Regions from separate parts of the Mus musculus genome. Here region 2 is linked to region 1. Evidence: chromatin loops called from intact Hi-C (ENCODE). Cell type or tissue: heart. All regions are shown on one strand. Links, peaks and the distances in the headings refer to the core of each region. The heading gives the core; the rest is flanking DNA.

The links. Hi-C counts contacts between places; a loop is a spot of excess contacts. Peaks named below come from ENCODE experiments on the same cell type or tissue, not always from the same donor. Only the 100,000 strongest peaks of a DNase experiment are listed, where the experiment ranks them.
Region 2: it touches region 1 in a loop (2.2-fold over the local background); 3 of 42 quality-filtered maps call a loop at or near these places.

What each region holds. Positions count from the first base shown.
Region 1 is chr9:62,976,919-62,985,249 of GRCm38, reverse strand. Pias1 (protein inhibitor of activated STAT 1) reads left to right here and starts at 4,371. Exons shown (of 14, transcript NM_019663.3): 1 at 4,371-4,402. The coding sequence starts at 4,379. It overlaps Gm35574 (a long non-coding RNA gene), which reads right to left and starts at 4,736. Exons shown (of 6, transcript XR_379535.2): 1 at 4,723-4,736. In heart, for the core only: a CTCF peak has its summit at 4,376; a DNase peak (open chromatin) is centred at 4,269; H3K4me3 peaks cover 2,054 bases; H3K27ac peaks cover 1,653 bases.
Region 2 is chr9:63,070,096-63,078,426 of GRCm38, reverse strand. No RefSeq gene overlaps it. Among named protein-coding and RNA genes, the nearest start is that of Gm35658, 19 kb to the left of the region's middle. In heart, for the core only: a CTCF peak has its summit at 4,105; DNase peaks (open chromatin) are centred at 2,936, 3,446 and 4,276; H3K27ac peaks cover 4,303 bases.

The DNA.
Region 1 (8,331 bases), core at 173-8,172:
CCCCTTTCATGTCTTTTAAAAATATTTTGTTTTCATGGTGCATCGATGAAATTTGTTAGGGTTCTTTACAGGAACAGTGCTGAGCTGTTACTTACATACAGTAACATGGGCAACTTGCTGTGGCTATATCCCTGAAGAAAATATCTTTCCTTCTCCAAGGAACCATTAACTACACATAGACCTTGGCTCACAAGGCCCTGTGCCCTTCATCCTTAATGGAATGTTATTGGGCCCAGTCTTGTGTAGGCCTCCTATAGGTAAGTATAGCTGCTAAGAGGTCAAGAATGCATCAGGCCGGGTGGTGGCGCACGCCTTTAATCTCAACACTTGGGAGGCAGATGCAGGTGGATTTCTGAGTTCAAGGCCAGCCTGGTCTACAGAGTGAGTTCCAGGCCAGCCAGAGCTACACAGAGAAACCCTGTCTTGAAAAACAAAAAATAAATAAATAAATAAATAAATAAAATTAAATAAATAAATAAATAAATAAATAAGAATGCATCAGACCTGTCCTGCCTGAAGGTGATGTTCCATAGTACTCTATTGCTTGCTTGGGCTCTATTCTTTCTGCCCCTTCTTCCACAGAGGGTGACTTGCTTTTTAATTTTGCAGGATATTACAGTGAGGAGATTGCTATGAATTTCAAATGCGAATCTGTGGTCAGATGTGACGGAGTGTGCCTTTTATTCTACCATTTGAAAGGTAGAGGTAGATGGATCTTTGAGTTCCAGACCAGTTAGGGTTATGTGCTAAGACCTTACAGAGACAGACACACAGACAGAGACAGACACACAGACAGAGACACACAGAGAGTTAGACAGAGAGACAGAGAGAGGGAGAGAGAGACAGAGAGCCAAGAGTCACTAATGGCTGCTTCCTGACTTTGATACATGTCACCAGGTGTCTCATGCTCCATCTGTTACAACTGTATTGGTCCTTGCTGCTATGACTTTCTAACCAGGATGGATCAATGTGGACCACACTCTGAAACTGGGACCCAGAGTAATTCTTGTTTCTGTAAAGTTGCTTTTCTCGGATAGTTTGCCATAACATCTAGAAAAACAAGTGATATAGGGAATCTCAAAAAAAGGTGGGACGTGATCTAGAGCCTTGTGAGAGATGTGGGCTGGATCTCAGAAACCACTAAGCGGGTTGTGGGGCAGGAAGCTGTGCTTGCCAGGTCTCTGTCCCTGTGCCCCTGTAGCTCAGCAAAGAGTGTGGAGCCAGCAAGTAGGCTTTGCTCATTGAGCACAATGGTAGAGCAAGTCCCTTAGTGTGTCGGGGCAGGGGTGGTGCAGGGGTGTGTGGGCTGACTTCTCATCTACCCCCTCACCCCAAAACAGAAAGAACACTTTGCTTCTGTGGGGAGGAATTGGATTTATCAGGTTTTTCATTTTAACTTCCCGGTGTTAAGACATTGGTGCACACCTGCAATCAGTAATCAGGACAGATTCTGGCTATGTAGCTCAAGTTGTCCTAGAACTCACTATGTAACCCAGGCTGGCCTTGAACTATTGAAACTCTTCTTGCTTTGCCCTACCCCACCCCAAAGTGTTGGGATCATGTCTTTGTATTGCATACTCAGCTGTTAACAGAAAGCTTAGTGAGTATAGTGCAAGTTGTAGGATTACTAGCCTTTGCTATCTAGGTCAGTTCCAAATACAGGGCTCAAGAAGACAGAAGCGCCTGGGGGTCAGGAAAGCCAGAGTCAGTCTGGACTCTGTCAGTCAGGTAGTCCTCCCAGTAGTCTGGAAGAGAGTGATGGTCGTGAAGACTGAACAAAATAGACTGCCTTGGATATATTTTAATAGCTGGACTCATGGGTGCTCTGGACACTGGAAATAAAAAGAGAGGAGTAAGGGTGCTTCCCTGTATTTCATTTTGAGAATACTGGATATATATATATATATATATATATATGCTGGATAATAGTGAGACTCTTGGGGAAGGAGCAAGTCTGGCGGTCAAGGATGATTGTGAGGTGGTGATGAGATGTGGAGTTGATACTAGGCAGCTAGCAACATTAGGGCTCAGCCTCTTTTTAATTAATTAATTAACTAACTAATCAATTAATTAAATTTGACACAAGGCTTTACTTGTAGCCCTAACTGGCCTAGAACTTACTTTGTAGACCAGGCTGGCCTCAATCTCCCATGAGATCTGCCTGGAATGCTGGAATTAAGGGCCTGTACCACAACACACAGTCTCTCTAAAGCAAAATTAATTAATTAATTAATTAATAATAATAAATTAAATTATTTCTTTTGGGATAGGATCTCCTGTAGCCCAGGCTTGCCTGGAACTGGAATCCTTGGATCTTTTACCTCCCAACTACTGGGATTTTGTTCAGGTACCACAATTTCCATTTTTATGCAATGTCAGAGGTCAAACACAGGACTTCTTGTATGTTAGGCAGTTAGATAAACAGTCTACAAGCAGAGCTGAATCCCTAAGCCTGCCTGGATTCGAATTTGGTGATGCAGTCTAAGCTGCAGATATTTGAAAATCGTTATATTATAGACCAAAAGTCAAGAGTTGAATGATAGCTCTGGGTGGTTGAATAAAGATCACAGCTGAGTCTTAGAATCTCCTATCCTTCTTCTTTCTCTCTCTCTCTCTCCCCCCCCCTCTCTTTCTTCCTCTCTCCCTTCCTTATTCTCTCTCTCCCTTCCTTCCCCTTCCCTCCTTTTTTCCTTCCTTCCTTTCTTGTTCCCCTACCCCTACCCCAGGTCTCTTTGTGTAGCCTTGGCTATCTTAGAACAAGTTCTGTAGACCAGGCTGACCTCGAACTCACAGAGATCTGCCTCGTCTTTATAGCAAATTCCAGGGCTGAATAGTGAGACTCAGGAGAGAAAAAGGGTGGAGGGCGGAAAGGAGGGAGAGAGACGAGGAGAGAGGAATAGGGGTGGGGGTGGGGAAGCTACCTAGTAAAGAGACAGGAATGGAATGTTGGGACAGTGGCAGTGATGTGGAGGAAAGTTCAAGAACTCTGTTTCCAGAGAAAGCAATCACATCAACTGTTAGCAGTTCCCTCTAGGCAATTGAGGTAAGCCCTGGGAACTGAGAGTGGGCTTCGAAAAGGTGTAGATGAGAGCTCAAGATAGGGCAGGCAGTGGAGCTGCCTCAGGATAGGTTTGGAGGTAATGCCACTGAAGAAATGGGAACAAGTACTTGTAGAAAAATGAAGTCTTGTTTGTGAATTTATTCAGTGAAGAAAGCGGAGAAATAGAGTACCCATTGAAGGTAATTTTGGATCCAGAGGAAGCATAAATTTAAGTAAGGAATTTTGGTTATGTTTATATGCTGATGAAAATGATTCCTTGAAGAAAGGGGGTTGGAACTATAAAGATACTGGAGTAAAACATGTGGGCATGTGGGAGTGAAATAATCCAGGTCACTGGTCAGGACCTGGCCTTCTTGAATTCAGAGTAACCCAAATGTTAAGAGGATTTTGATAGTAAAAAGTTGATCAGTTAAAAAAGGCTGGGGTTTTGAAGGAAGCTTTTAGTAGATAGGAGTAAGTCTAAATATCAATGTAGGTGAAGAAAACCCTTCTGGGATTAAGCACACCCCACCCCCCCCAATCCATTTTTCTCTTGGTGAGCCTTTTAATCTCTATGCTGTTCATCACCATTAGTAATTATATCTTAATAGTTCACAGATCTGTACCCCATGAGCGACAGGTCAGGGATCTTCTCTAATTTCTGACTACCCAGGGTGACGCGATGAATAAATGTCTTCAGAATTTGCCTTAGCTACTACTGTTAAATGCTGTTTAGGAGAGTCCCTTTTTCCCCTCAGAGCTTTTATTTCGGAAAAGATACCATGGGAATGATATATATATATATATATATATTTTTTTTTTTTTTTCTTTTTTGGCCTAACTGCCTCATCATGAGGATCTGCGTAAACCCAGAAACGCTTCGTCAAATTCTCCTTAGACAAAACTGACTAATTGGCTAGTTGTGATCGACCGGCAGCTGGGTAGGGTACAGGTGCAGAACGCATCTTGCGCATGGGGGCGCGCCGTGGCTTCAGTCAACTGGGGCTCAGAGGGCAGCCGAAGGATGAGACTGAGGCCAACACCTCCCCAGATGTGGCCTCTTCCCTGGGCGCTACTGGCTCGGCCAGTGTGGGGGCGGGGAGGCCGAGGGGGTAGTAACTGTCAAACTCCCGCTTGGCGCCATTATTTAAATAGTGCGTGTGGGTCTCGCAGCTGTGCGTGCCCGGGGCGGGGCAGCGAGCTCCTGGAGTGGGGCGGAGGCCAGGGGCGGAGCGGGAAGGCTGAGGGGCGGGGTGGAGGCGGAGTCAAGTCCGCTAGAGGGGAGGTTCCAGCGCGGCCCCCGGCGAGCTTCATTGCGCTTGCGCTGACAGACGCAAGATGGCGGACAGTGCGGAACTAAAGGTAAAGCGCAGCTCGAATTCACTTCTAATATTCGGCCGCGGAGACGGCGCCGCGGCTGCCGGGGGGATGGGTCGGACCCTGGGGGGCCCGCTCGGGCCGGGCTCCACCCGAGTCTGGAGTTGTAGGCGGGAGAGGCGCTCCGGGCCTTAGTGGAGGGGGCCTGGCTGCGGCGGGCCGTGGGCCCCGGGTGCCTCGGGGGCGCTGACGGGTCGTCCCCGGCGTGTTATTGTTGTGGGCGCCTCTGGCGGGGGTGGCGGGGCGAAGAGAGAGTGAGTCGGGACGTGGCGGCAGCGGCGGTCCCCGGGGCCTGGGTGCCTTACCTTGCAGCCCGCCTCCCCCCCCCCCCCCCATGGGCAGCCAGGGGGTGGGGGGGTGTAGGCTGCTCTGGGAAGAGGGGGATCGGGAAAACTGCCCCGCTGCCGCTTCCTCTTCCTCTTTCGCCGTCCCGGGCTCCTGTCAGGCGCAGCGCTCGGACCCCCGGGAACTTGGCTCCGGCCGCCCCGCCCCTCCGCGGCGCCCAGGCGCCCCCGCCTCGCTTGCCGCCGCTGCCCGCCCGCCTGTCAATGGGTGCCCGGCCAGAGGGAATGCGCGATCCCGGGGCAATCGGCTAGGGAATACGAGGGAGAAGCTCTTGGAAAGTTTAGCGAGCCCGGAGCCGGCGTTGGGGGTTCGGCTAAAGGGTTGCAGGGGGAGTCTGCCCGGGCGGGACGTTACTGTTTCTCTCTTGATTTCGGGCCACCGGGGAGGGTGTGTGTGTGGTGGTGGGGAGCAACCCATTGAAAGAGTGTGCTTTTGGGAGCGGTGGTGGGGATGCAGCCACCTCTCTGCACTCTTGCTGTCTCTGGTGTGGCAGATGAGAGCAGCCTTGGGGGTCTCTAAACACACCATGATGGCGATGCTATAGCTGATGGAGGTGAATGGTTCGTGTTTATATCCCCCGTTGCCTTTTGTTTGTTAGGGACATCTTGCTGGCCATGTTGATTTAAACGAAATTCTCCTCCCACCCACCCCCCATCCCACCCCAACCTCCAATAAATAGAACGTTCCATCGTTCCTCTCAACTGTACCAATTACTCATGCCTCGCGAAATTAGATGAAAGGGTGCCCCCTTTCCCCCGCTTTTTCTCCCACCCCAATCTTTACCTGATGATGGCTCCTTTACTGAAGCACATATACCACTACACAAGCAGTTGGGGGAGGGCTGGTGGAACCCTTATGATTGGATTGTGACAAATGGGTCTCTGCTTGAATAATTCTGGTTTAGTAGCAGGCAGGCAGTTCTTAACTAACGCATATTATTTAGAGGCTCTGAACATGGTATTCCCTTCTCTGGCTTCCTGTGTGCGAACCAAACAGCTGGTTATAGCACATCTCTGTCAGAGTGGAGATTGGGCTATGCAATTATAAATCCTCAGGGAGATTTAGAAATTCTTTTTATAATCAATAAAAAAAATTATTATTTTCCCCATTATAATGAAATAACTTCTAAAACAAGCAGACCACTACCTGTGTTTCTGGACACTTTTCTTTCCGTGCACCTGTGTGTGTGTGTGTGTGTGTGTGTGTGTAAAAGCCTCACTGGAAGATCTTTTTTTCCTTAGTAACTTTGGAGTGTTAACATATCAAGATTTTTGTACAAGATTTGGGTATTTGTTTTTTTTAAGTTTACTTCTAATTACTAACTTGTTTAAGACAGAAAATCTTAATGGATAGCGCCCCCCCCCCCTTTTTTTTTAAGACAGAGGTTTGCTATGTTGCTGAGGTTGGTCTGGAACTCACTGTGTAGACAGACCATACAGGCTTTAAACTTCAGGGATCCTCTAGCCTCTGCCTCCTTAGTGCTAGGATTAAAGGGATTAAAGGCATTCACCACCATTCCTGACTTGGATAGTTTTTTTTATCCCAATTTCAGACTATTGATTTCACCAAGAAAGCCTCTGAAATTTAACATTTTGGAGACAACCACCTTGCATAAAAACAAACGAACAAAAAACCCCAGAGCTCAAGTATGTGTATTTTATGTAATTATTTTTCTGTCACTATGTTACTGTCATCTTTTATTTTTGATTTTGTTTTGAGGCAGGGTTTCTCTCTGTGTAGCCCTGGCTGTCCTGGAACTCACTCTATAGAACAGACTGGCCTCAAACTCAGAACTCAGAGATCTGCCTGCCTCCTGCTTCCCAAGTGCTGGGATTAAAAGCATGTGCCACCCCCATCCTCTTCAGAGTTGCTGCTGTCTTATCTTTGCTTCCTAATACTTTTTAGGAGTCAATTTGAAAAATAGCTGGCCAAGTTTTTTATACATGGACCATGTAGTAAGGCTTGAAAACCATATGGGAAAAGTACCTGCAAAGAACAGAGTACCTTTGTTGTTTCTATTTTAAGAAAGTGCCTTCGGGGCCAGGCATAGTGGCCCCATACCTTTAATCCCAGCCTTTGGGAGGCAGAGGCAGGTGAATCTCTTTTTGAGGATCAGCTGATCTACAGAGTGAGTTCCAGGATAGGCAGAGCTACTTAGTAAGATCATGTCTTGATAAAATAAAGAAATAGAATAAAGAAAAAGGAAAAAGAAAGAAGAGTGCCTTTGGGGATAGATGAGATTCCTGGTGTGAGTCTTGTTAGGTAAAGTTTACTCTTTACAGAAATGAGTCAGTATCACACAGACTCTGAACACTTAATGGAAATGGTATTTTTCTAAAACTGGTCTCCATTTTTTCACCCTCTCTAAAAGCTACTTGAAATTTCCAGAGGGTTTGTTTTCCACTCTTATGTTTCTGTTGTATAATTTTTCAAATTATAATAAGTGTTTTGACACATTGGTGTGTCATTGTGTGTGCCTGAGACTTAAAGGAGCTGTGATAGATTACTTAGCTGGTGATAGCTGTGGTAAAAGTCCTGCTAAGGCTTCATTGTGGTATTGCTGCTTTGGAGAGTAGGGGCGATGATAACAGGAATGCATATCTTTGTGTGTGTGTGTACAGTGAAGTTTGGAATATATTCCTTTCAGAAATATTTTCTTTAGGGTGTGCATGTGTTTGTGTGAGTGATGTGTGAAAGATATTGGTCATATATGCTAATAAAATAGGGAAAGTCTAAATAATTAGGGGGAACCCTAGATTTTTTTATTTTTAAGTTTTAAATGAAAATACAGAACTCTAATGGGAACTGCTGAGGAAACACTAATTTTTTTTCCTTATCCCAATTCACAGCCCACATTTGACTGTGCAGTGGATTGTATTTATAATTATTTTCCTAATGGCCCTTTTAGTGAATCCTTTTAAATCTATAGTGATTCTGCTAAGATCAGATGGGAAAAACAGATCCAAAGCCCCCGTAGGGATAGTGCAAGCTTGAAGATATTGCCAATAAAAAGTAGATTGAGTCATACATATCAAAATGAGTTCTCTGTGCACTTCTGCTTATGAAGAGTTCAAGTTTTCATTAGGGGAATACCCACAAATGATTTCTGGGAGGCTGTGAAGGTGAAGGCACTTCAAACGGGGAGGATGTGCAGCCCAAGTGATCTTGGTAGCGATAACCTGACAGTTTCATTGTAGTTACTTTGATTTGTTGTTTTCTTAAGACAGTCTCTCTCTGTGAGCTCTGGCTGGCCTGGAACTTGCTACGTAGACCAGGCTGACCTCCAACTCACAAAGGTCTGCCTGCCTCTGCTTCTTTCTCTGCAGTGCTGTGATTAAAGGACTGCCACCATGCCTTTTTAAAATTTTATTTATTTATTTATTTAATTTATTTATAGACAGCTCCCTTGCTTTTAATCCTAGTAACTTAGAAGGTTAAGATTTAAGTAATGTGAGTTCTAGGCCAGCCTGGCCTTACATGGCAAGACTCTATCTAGAAAATAAACCAGGTTAAAACTAAAGAGAAAAAAAAAAAAGACTCAGATGACCACAAAATACCCTAAAACAGTG
Region 2 (8,331 bases), core at 171-8,170, 93 kb before region 1:
ACCATGGCTCATACTTGCAAGTCCAGTACTCAGGAAGATGAGACAGGTGAGTTACTATGACTTCATGGACAGCTAGGACTACACAGCATGGCTTTATCTCAAGCACACCAAATTGGGGGGTGGGGGTGGGGGGGGAGACTCTGATCTCAAGGCAAGGATGCTATTGCAATTCCACGATGTGATCTGAGTGTTTGCATGTCTACACTCATATGTTGCTATCCTTACCCCAGTGGGATGGATTAAGTGGAGACCTTTGTGAGGTAATTAGGTGCTGGGGATGGGGCCCTAGTGAGTCAGACTTGTGCTCTTATAAAAGGGGTCCTAGCAGAGGCTGAAGACCATGACTGGTCTTCTTGGGAACAAGTCAGGCACACAGTGCATCTATATACCTGCAGGTAAAAAGACGCATACACATAAAATAAAAATAAATAAATCATAAAAGGAAAGGGAGTCCCAACCAAGTGTGGTGGCTCATACCTGTAATCCTAGCAATCAGAGAAATGAAATAGGATAAGTAATTTAAGGTCAACTTTGTTACATTAGTGAGTTAAAGGCCAGCCAGGGGTACATAAATCCTTACATCAGAACTCACCATCAAGACTGATGACCTAAGTTTGAGCCCCAGGACCCATGTGGTAGAAAGAAAGAACTTGATTCCTGCAAGTTATCTTCTGGCCTGCACAGATATACCAACACACACACATACACACAGGTGCATGCACACACATTCACATGTGCACAATTAAGAAGAAAAGGAAGGAAGGAAGGAAGGAAGGAAGGAAGGAAGGAAGGAAGGAAGGAAGGAAAGAAGGAAAGAAGGAAAGAAGGAAAGAAGGAAAGAAGGGAGGGAGGGAGGGAGAGAGGTAGGGAGGAAGGGAGAGAGGAAGGAAGAAAAGAAGGAGGGAAAGAAAACAAAAAAAGGACCCCAGAGAGTACACTAGCACTCTTTTTACCTTGTAAGATGAGCAGAGTTGGCAGTCTGTAACCCCTTCCAGACCCCAACCACAATGGTATCCAGGTCTCAAACTTTGTTGAAAAGCCACAGAAACTGACTGTTCTAGTTACTTACCTCATTGCTGTGATAAAATCCTGACTAAAGCAACTTAAGGGAGAAAGGATTTGTTTGGGCTCTGAGTTTGAAGTTACAGTCTATCATTACAACGAAGTCATAGCGTGTGGTGGCTGGTCACACTGCATCCACAGTCAAGAAGCACAGAGTAACGAATGCTTGTGCTCTGCTCACCTTTCCCCCTTTATATAGCCCAGGATCCCAGCCCAGGGAATGGTGTCACCCACAGTAGGCAGGGCTACCAGCCTCAAAGAACCCAATCAAGTTTCCCCCACAGCCAGTCTCCCAGGTGATTGTTTGTTTGTTTTCTTAATCTCATCAAAAGACAATTGAGATTAGCCATCATGATGACTGAGACAAAGAGACTGGGGATTACTGGTAAGTACTACAATGCAACACAGCTAACAGCTCGTTAGGTCATTTATCTTAGTAATTTTCTATTTTTGCTGTTGTTGCTACTGTCTGCTTGCTTTGCTACTGTTTGTCCATTTTGTTTTTGAGATGTTGTCTCTCTTAGAACCTAGAACATGCATTCTTCTTAGTGCTTCGACCCACATCCTGGCCTGAATGAGGATCACATTAGATTGCCACACCTTCAGCTGAGTAGGTCTGCTGTCTGCTTCTTCCATCATGAGTGCCGATGCTGGGACTCTGGGGAAAAGCAGAGAGGAAGAGGGGCCTAAAGACAACTATCCCCTCCCAATCCATAAGGCTGTATTGAGGGTTAAAATCATGGGCTTTGAGGACTGTTTGAGTATGTTCCTGGAAGCTCCCATATTAAGGACTGTCAGGTTGTTGGGAGGTGAATAGATTCATGGGTTCATTTTTTAAATTCATAGTTGAATATACTTTAAGGGGTAGGGACTGACTAGGCCACTGTTAGTGTACCTCTGAAGGGTCTGCCTTATCCATAGCTCTATCTTTTCTGTGTTGCTGCCTCCTGGAGGTCAGAAATAGAACAACACACACACACACACACACACACACACACACACACACACACACACATCCACCATGGTATCCTACCTCACTCACAAGACTGGAATCAACAGCTGAGTATCGAAAGGCTTTCCTCTCATTTCTCTCAGGCGTTTGTCACAGCAATGAAGTGGCCAACACAAGAGTAGAGCTCAGACTGGGTTTGTGACTCAGATGGTAGAGGGCTTGCCTGGCACACACAAAGCCCTGGTTCTATCTCCAGTACTGCATAAACTGAGCAAGGTGGCACACACCTGTGATCTCAGCCCTTGGGAGGTAACGACAAGAGGATCAGAAGTTCAAGGTGATCCTTGGAGCTTGAAGACAGTGTGAGATACTGAGACCCTATCTAAAATCATAGCGGGAAGGAAGGAAGAAAGGAGGGAGGGAGGGAGGGAGGGAAGGAAGGGAGGGAGGGAGGGAGGGAGGGAGGAGAGGACTGGGTTGGGAAAATGGCTCTGCTCCTACTCAGCACAGAGGGGAGGACAGATAAGGCACATGGCAGATAGAGCATAAACTCTGAGTCCCAAACCAGCTGTGTCCCAGTGTCTTTACAAACAGGAACAGCAGCTGCCCCACCTCTTACATTTGACCAAGAATTCTGGGGAATGTCACTGATCACAGAGAAGCTGAGGGCAGAGGTGCTGCAGATCACTGGCATCCCAGCCCTGGCCAAAACCATGCTCAGTGACACTTGCTCTCATGACCAACTCATTCAAAGTATTCCACTAGCAGCTCACCAGACTAAACCCCAGCCTGGGAGCCCAGAGCAGGCTAGGATCACCTAAAACCCTTGATTCCTGGCTTGAAGTCTGTTGGTGATGACTCCTATTGACGTCCCTTTGGTGGAAAGAATGTCACTAGCCTGCCTCTAGCCTTCCTGGGCGTCCTGTGTGGCCTAAAGCCGATAAGAGTGTGTACGTGCAGGCCCTTGGGCCAGATGCCTTCTTGTTGCTAGGCACCGGATGCTCTGATCTGAGCCTGGGATCAGGCCTGTGGGATGAGACATAGAAGAGGCCTTTGGGGCACAGAGCTGAGGATCCTATTGTCTTTACAGGGAGGAGTTGGGTCAGCTACCTTACTGCTGATTTGTTTGTTTAACTTTCCTTTTTATCCTATGTTCCTCTGATGGGAAGAAGGTCTACTTGTGGGCTCCTACTTCACGGAGTTTTTCAGTCTTCCTAGGCGAAAGCACACATTCCTGAAAACCACTCAAGAAAGGTGTCTCTGGGGTAGCAGTGGGTCTTGAGGCCCGAGTTAACAGCTCATGTGCACATGTGGGTGTGAGTGTGTGTGCTCCTAAGCACACGTTCTCAGGGACTGGAACCCCTCCCACCACATTCCCCAGGGCGTCTCCCCAGCCACTGCGACTATAATCATAGCCAGCCTGGGACTTTAACCAAACATCACATTCCACCACCCTGGACAACCTCTTTGTTTGATCTTCTCTCTAGAGACACAGGTCAGGAGGAAGGTGGGGCGAGGCGGTGAGCAGCAGCATGTGGGATGCATCTCTTCCTTCTCTTGTTTTAGAAGCTGCAAACCCAATACTGGTCCTCAAGTCTCCCCCAGTTTCTCCGCCTCAAACCTAAGGACCTCGGGCACAAATTTCTGAGAATCGGGGCCACCTCAAAGTCACTAGTCCAACCGATTACTTTATAGAACCCTGGGACACCGACTTTAATGTCACACACACAGAGGGACAGCTTTGCAGAAGTCCAGGAAAGAGCCTTCTTCCACATCCCAGCCCTCTCCACCAGTTAGCAGCCGCTGGGTGACACCTCAGTTACTCACTTAGAACTCAGCCCAACAAGCAAAGCAAAAGGCAGGAAGTGTGTGGCGGAGACTTATTTATGCTAGAGTGTGGATGACTGACATCGGGAGGTCTTCAGACAAAGGAGATTTAGGTAGAAAGCAGAAATGAAAAGATCAGGAGGGCACTAGATTATGTAAAAGTCGGCTGAGGTGACTGAGGTTAGCTACCGGGAGGAGACCATCAAGCCGGGAAGCAGCAAGCACCAGAGAGAAACTTCACATTAATACATGGCTCATGGGTCCAGGTCTGATTCTTTCTTCTGCAGGGGGAGCAGTGGGAATTTCAAAGTGTCAGATCCCTCTATGCATCTAATCCTGTTGCTCTCCAGAGAGAATGTGTTTTAGATTTATCTTCAAACTGCCTCAAGGATCCGTGGGTCATTCATTTGGGCCACCTGGGGCCTCAGCTTTGGCTGGGTTCAACTTCCTTCCTGCCTCACAGTGGGAGAGCAGCGATTCCTCCCAGGCTGGGTTTTGTTTGTTTGGTTTTGTTTTAATAATTTAAGTTCTCTGTTTTATGTATCTAATCTCTTCATATTTTCAAGATAAAATTAGTTCTACAGGGCATGTTAAATTCTCTGAGTATATTGGAATTGTTGTTTATCATTTAAATTTAATTTAACCTTTTTCTTTCTTTAGTGTTTTTAATTACTTAAGAAATACACATCCCTTGTAAAGGATTCATAAAACGGTGAAGGATGTGGAAGCAGACACCACCTGAAAGGAAACTTCCACTGCTAACATCCTTAGCTCTTGGGGTGTGCATTTAAAACTTTTAAAAATTATTTAATTTTTGAGACAGGGTTTAACATAGCCCAGGCTAGCTTCAAACTTGCCACATAGCTAAGGGTGACCTTGAACTCCTGAACCCCTGCCTCTACGGTTTTAGGTGGGTGTCACAAAGCCCGATTTTTACAAGGTGCTTAACCCAGGGCTTCATGCCTGCAACACAAGTGCTTTCTCACAACTCCAGCTACTGGTGTGTGTGTGTGTGTGTGTGTGTGTGTCCTACATGTGTGCTAGTGTCCTCAGAGGCCAGAAGAGAATGTCATATGTCATATCTTTGGAGCTAAAGTTAAAACTGTTGTGAGCCGCTCAGTGTAGCTCCTAGGAACCAAATTCAAGCATCCTTGAAGAGCAACAAGTGCTCTTGACTGCTGAGCCATCTCTCCCTCACCACTAAATACATTTTTGTTTCTTTGTTTGTTTCTATTTCCTCCCTTCTCCCCAAGACAGGGTTTCTCTGTGTAGCCCTGGCTGTCCTGAACTCGTTCTGTAGACCAGGCTGGCCTTGAACTTGGATCCTCCTGCCTCTGCTTGGAGTGCTAGGATGGAAGGCATGCACCACCACTACCTCCCAGCTAAGTACTTTTTTAAATCTACAAATAAGAAAATTCAGGCCTGCAGCTTCTTGGTGGTATCTGAAACCAAGTTTGGGGTTTTATGAGACTAACTATGTTTTAAGAATAACAAAGGGACTGTTTCCTCGACAGTGTGATGTTTACACTTTGGTTGAAAGTTTCACTCACTATGAGTGCTTTGGATCCAAGCAGAGGCACCAGCTCTCTCACTAAGCATTGTGCCACCTCACTGCCTAGTAACAGACACTCCAGGTTCCTGAAGAAAGACCTTTGCTGGGTGTTAGGGCATAGACCTGTAATCCCAGCACTCGGGAGACTGAAGCAAGGGGGATAATGAGTTTAAGACCTGCCTGAGCAACATATCAAGAGAAGAGAGCAAGCCAGGCAGTGGTGGCTCACACCTTTAATCCCAGAGGCATATCTCTGAGTCTGAGGGCAGCCTGGTTTACAGAGTGAGATCCAGAACAGCTAGAATTGTTTAATATTCCTACTACTGCAACAGTACGCTGTATTCACTGTCATGAATAGGACAGCAAAACCCACTTCTTTCCAAATCCCTACCCCCATCTCCCCACCCCTTGCTAGCCCAGGATACATGGGGAAGCCCCTGAGTAACTGAGCTGCAGCTGAACACCCTGTTTTATTTGAAGTAACTATTGATGGGTACACTATGGTTGTTCAGATTTGAAGGTTGTTGTTGTTGTTTTAGGATGTAGCTTGGTTGGTACAGCGTGTGCCATCCCCAGCCTGGCATAAGCAGGGCATGGTGGTGGAGGCCTGTAATCCTAGACTGGAGGTCGAAGCAGGAGAATCAGTAGTAGCTCAAGGTCATCCTCCAGGCACACTATATTGAGTCTGAGGCTAGCCTGAGCTACATTAGATCCTATCTCAATAAATAAAACATGAGCTTATCACTGCAAGGAAAACTGACAATGTTTATTATTAATGATGAAATACAGTCTTTCAAGCAAAAAACATTAGAATTTCAAAGCTTCAATTAGCCAGCAGAGCAGGATAGCTTCCAGCTCATAGGAACAATGAGATTAGTAATGTTGTTATCGTTTGAAGGCCAGAGCTCACCATTCCTGTCTTCCTCAATCTCTCTCTCTCTCTCTTTTTGGACAGAGCCTTTCACTAAACCTGGAGATTACTGCAGTGGCAGACCCGCAGACTTCAGGAGGCTTCCTGTCTCTTAACTCCCCAACAAGGATCATATGAAGGTTTCTTCCTTTAGATTCACTTATTTTAATTTATGTGTGCGAGTGTTTTGTCTGCGTGTGTGCCTGCCCATGGTGGTCAGAAGATGGTGTTGGAGCTCCCGGAAGTAGAGCTACAGATTTACAGACAGTGGGAAGTCAGATGTGGGTGCGGGGAACAGGACTGCTGTCCTCTGGAAGAACAGCTGGTACTATTGACTACTGAGCCATCTCTCTTGTCTCCCACCTTCTCTCTCTCCCTCTTTCCCTTTCTCTCTTTCCTAGCACTTCGGAGGCAGAGGCAGGCAGAAACCCTGATTCAAACAAACAAACAAACAAACAAACACCAAAAACCTTTTTTTTTAATTAAAAATGAAAAGCATTGTCACAGGATCGCTAAGGGCAAAGCTGAAGCCAGTGACACTCAAGCAGTGTACTGAGGGGACCGTCCCCTGTGCTGATGTCTTATATTATTAACAATGTGTTACTATTCATCCTACGTAACTCAGTATTCAAGGCATAGAGTTACAAAATCATACTTATATGAAAGATTCCTTCAAAGCAGGAGGAAAACCATCAGGTTTTAATAAAATTGGATGACCCTTTCCTGGATACAGTCTAGAATACACATTGTCACCGACCTTGGAGAACCTACTGCTTGTTAAGTTAGGTAAACAAGCCGGGAAGTGTCCACAGCAATCTAAAGAGAGTATAAAAATAACTCCCCCTTTCTGGCTGCCTCTCCGTGTGAAGCGAGGCTTTCTTCCTTGACTTCAACTGCTTCCTTGCCGCAGAATGGAGCAGATGCAGACTGAAGAATCCAGTTGCCTTCTGTGCTGCCACAGACTAAAACATACTTACAGCAGTGTGGCATAGTGCAGTCTTCTCACTGAGCTATGTTAACTTTTATTTAAAAAGATGTGATTTAGGTTGCGATGTAAAGAACTTATTTGTTATTTTAATCACTGAATGCATGCACATTTTGAAATATATCTCTGCTTTCATTTCTAAAATTGTAAATGCTGATGGACAAAACCTTCTGAGACAGAGCTCACTGAAATCTTTTGTAAGTTACAAGATTCTGAAAAAGGGCCCCACCCCAATCGAGGAACTGTTCATGGCTTCCAGGGAGTCTGATTCTTTTGAATGTTATGGCTCTTGATAGGTGGACCATGTCTGGTAGATGGCCTGTACCAAAATTATACAGACAGCACAAATTGGAATCTATAGGTTATAAAACAACAACAACCGTTTTAAAAGAGTATGAAAAGATCTAAAAAAAAAGTCCTAAGATGAGATGGATTAGTGCATGAATGTACTTGCTGCTAAGCCTGGTGACCTGAGTTCTATTTTGGGAATCCACACGGTAGAAGAAGAAAACTGACCTCTGACCTCTTACCTCTGACCTCCACATCACTCTATGACATATGTATCCCCCCCCCACACACACATAATCAATCAATAAGTAAATAACTAAATGTTACATAGACACCATATACAAAACAGAGAGAAGGTCACAAGGGAGAACCGGTTTGAGAGCGGCTTTTCTCTTTTTTCTCAGTAAACGTAGCTAGCTCACTATGGTGTGAGTACATCCCACAAACATTCCAGTGTTGGACATTTAATCCTTAAATTCATACGTTAATGGCATTTGAAGGAAGTAATTGGGATCAGATGAAGTCAGAAGGAAGGGTGGGACTCCATGCTGGCTTTGTAAAGAGGGAAGAGAAACCTGGCCCAGTTCACTTGCTGGGTTCTACCCTGTGGGCCTTCCTCCATCTTACAGCATAGCACAGACTCCCCAAAGCCAAGAAGACGGTTTTGGATTGCTCGATCCTCAGAACGCTGAGCCAAATACACCTCTACTCTTCACAGATTACCCAGTTTGGGTAGTTGTCATAGCAACCAGAAG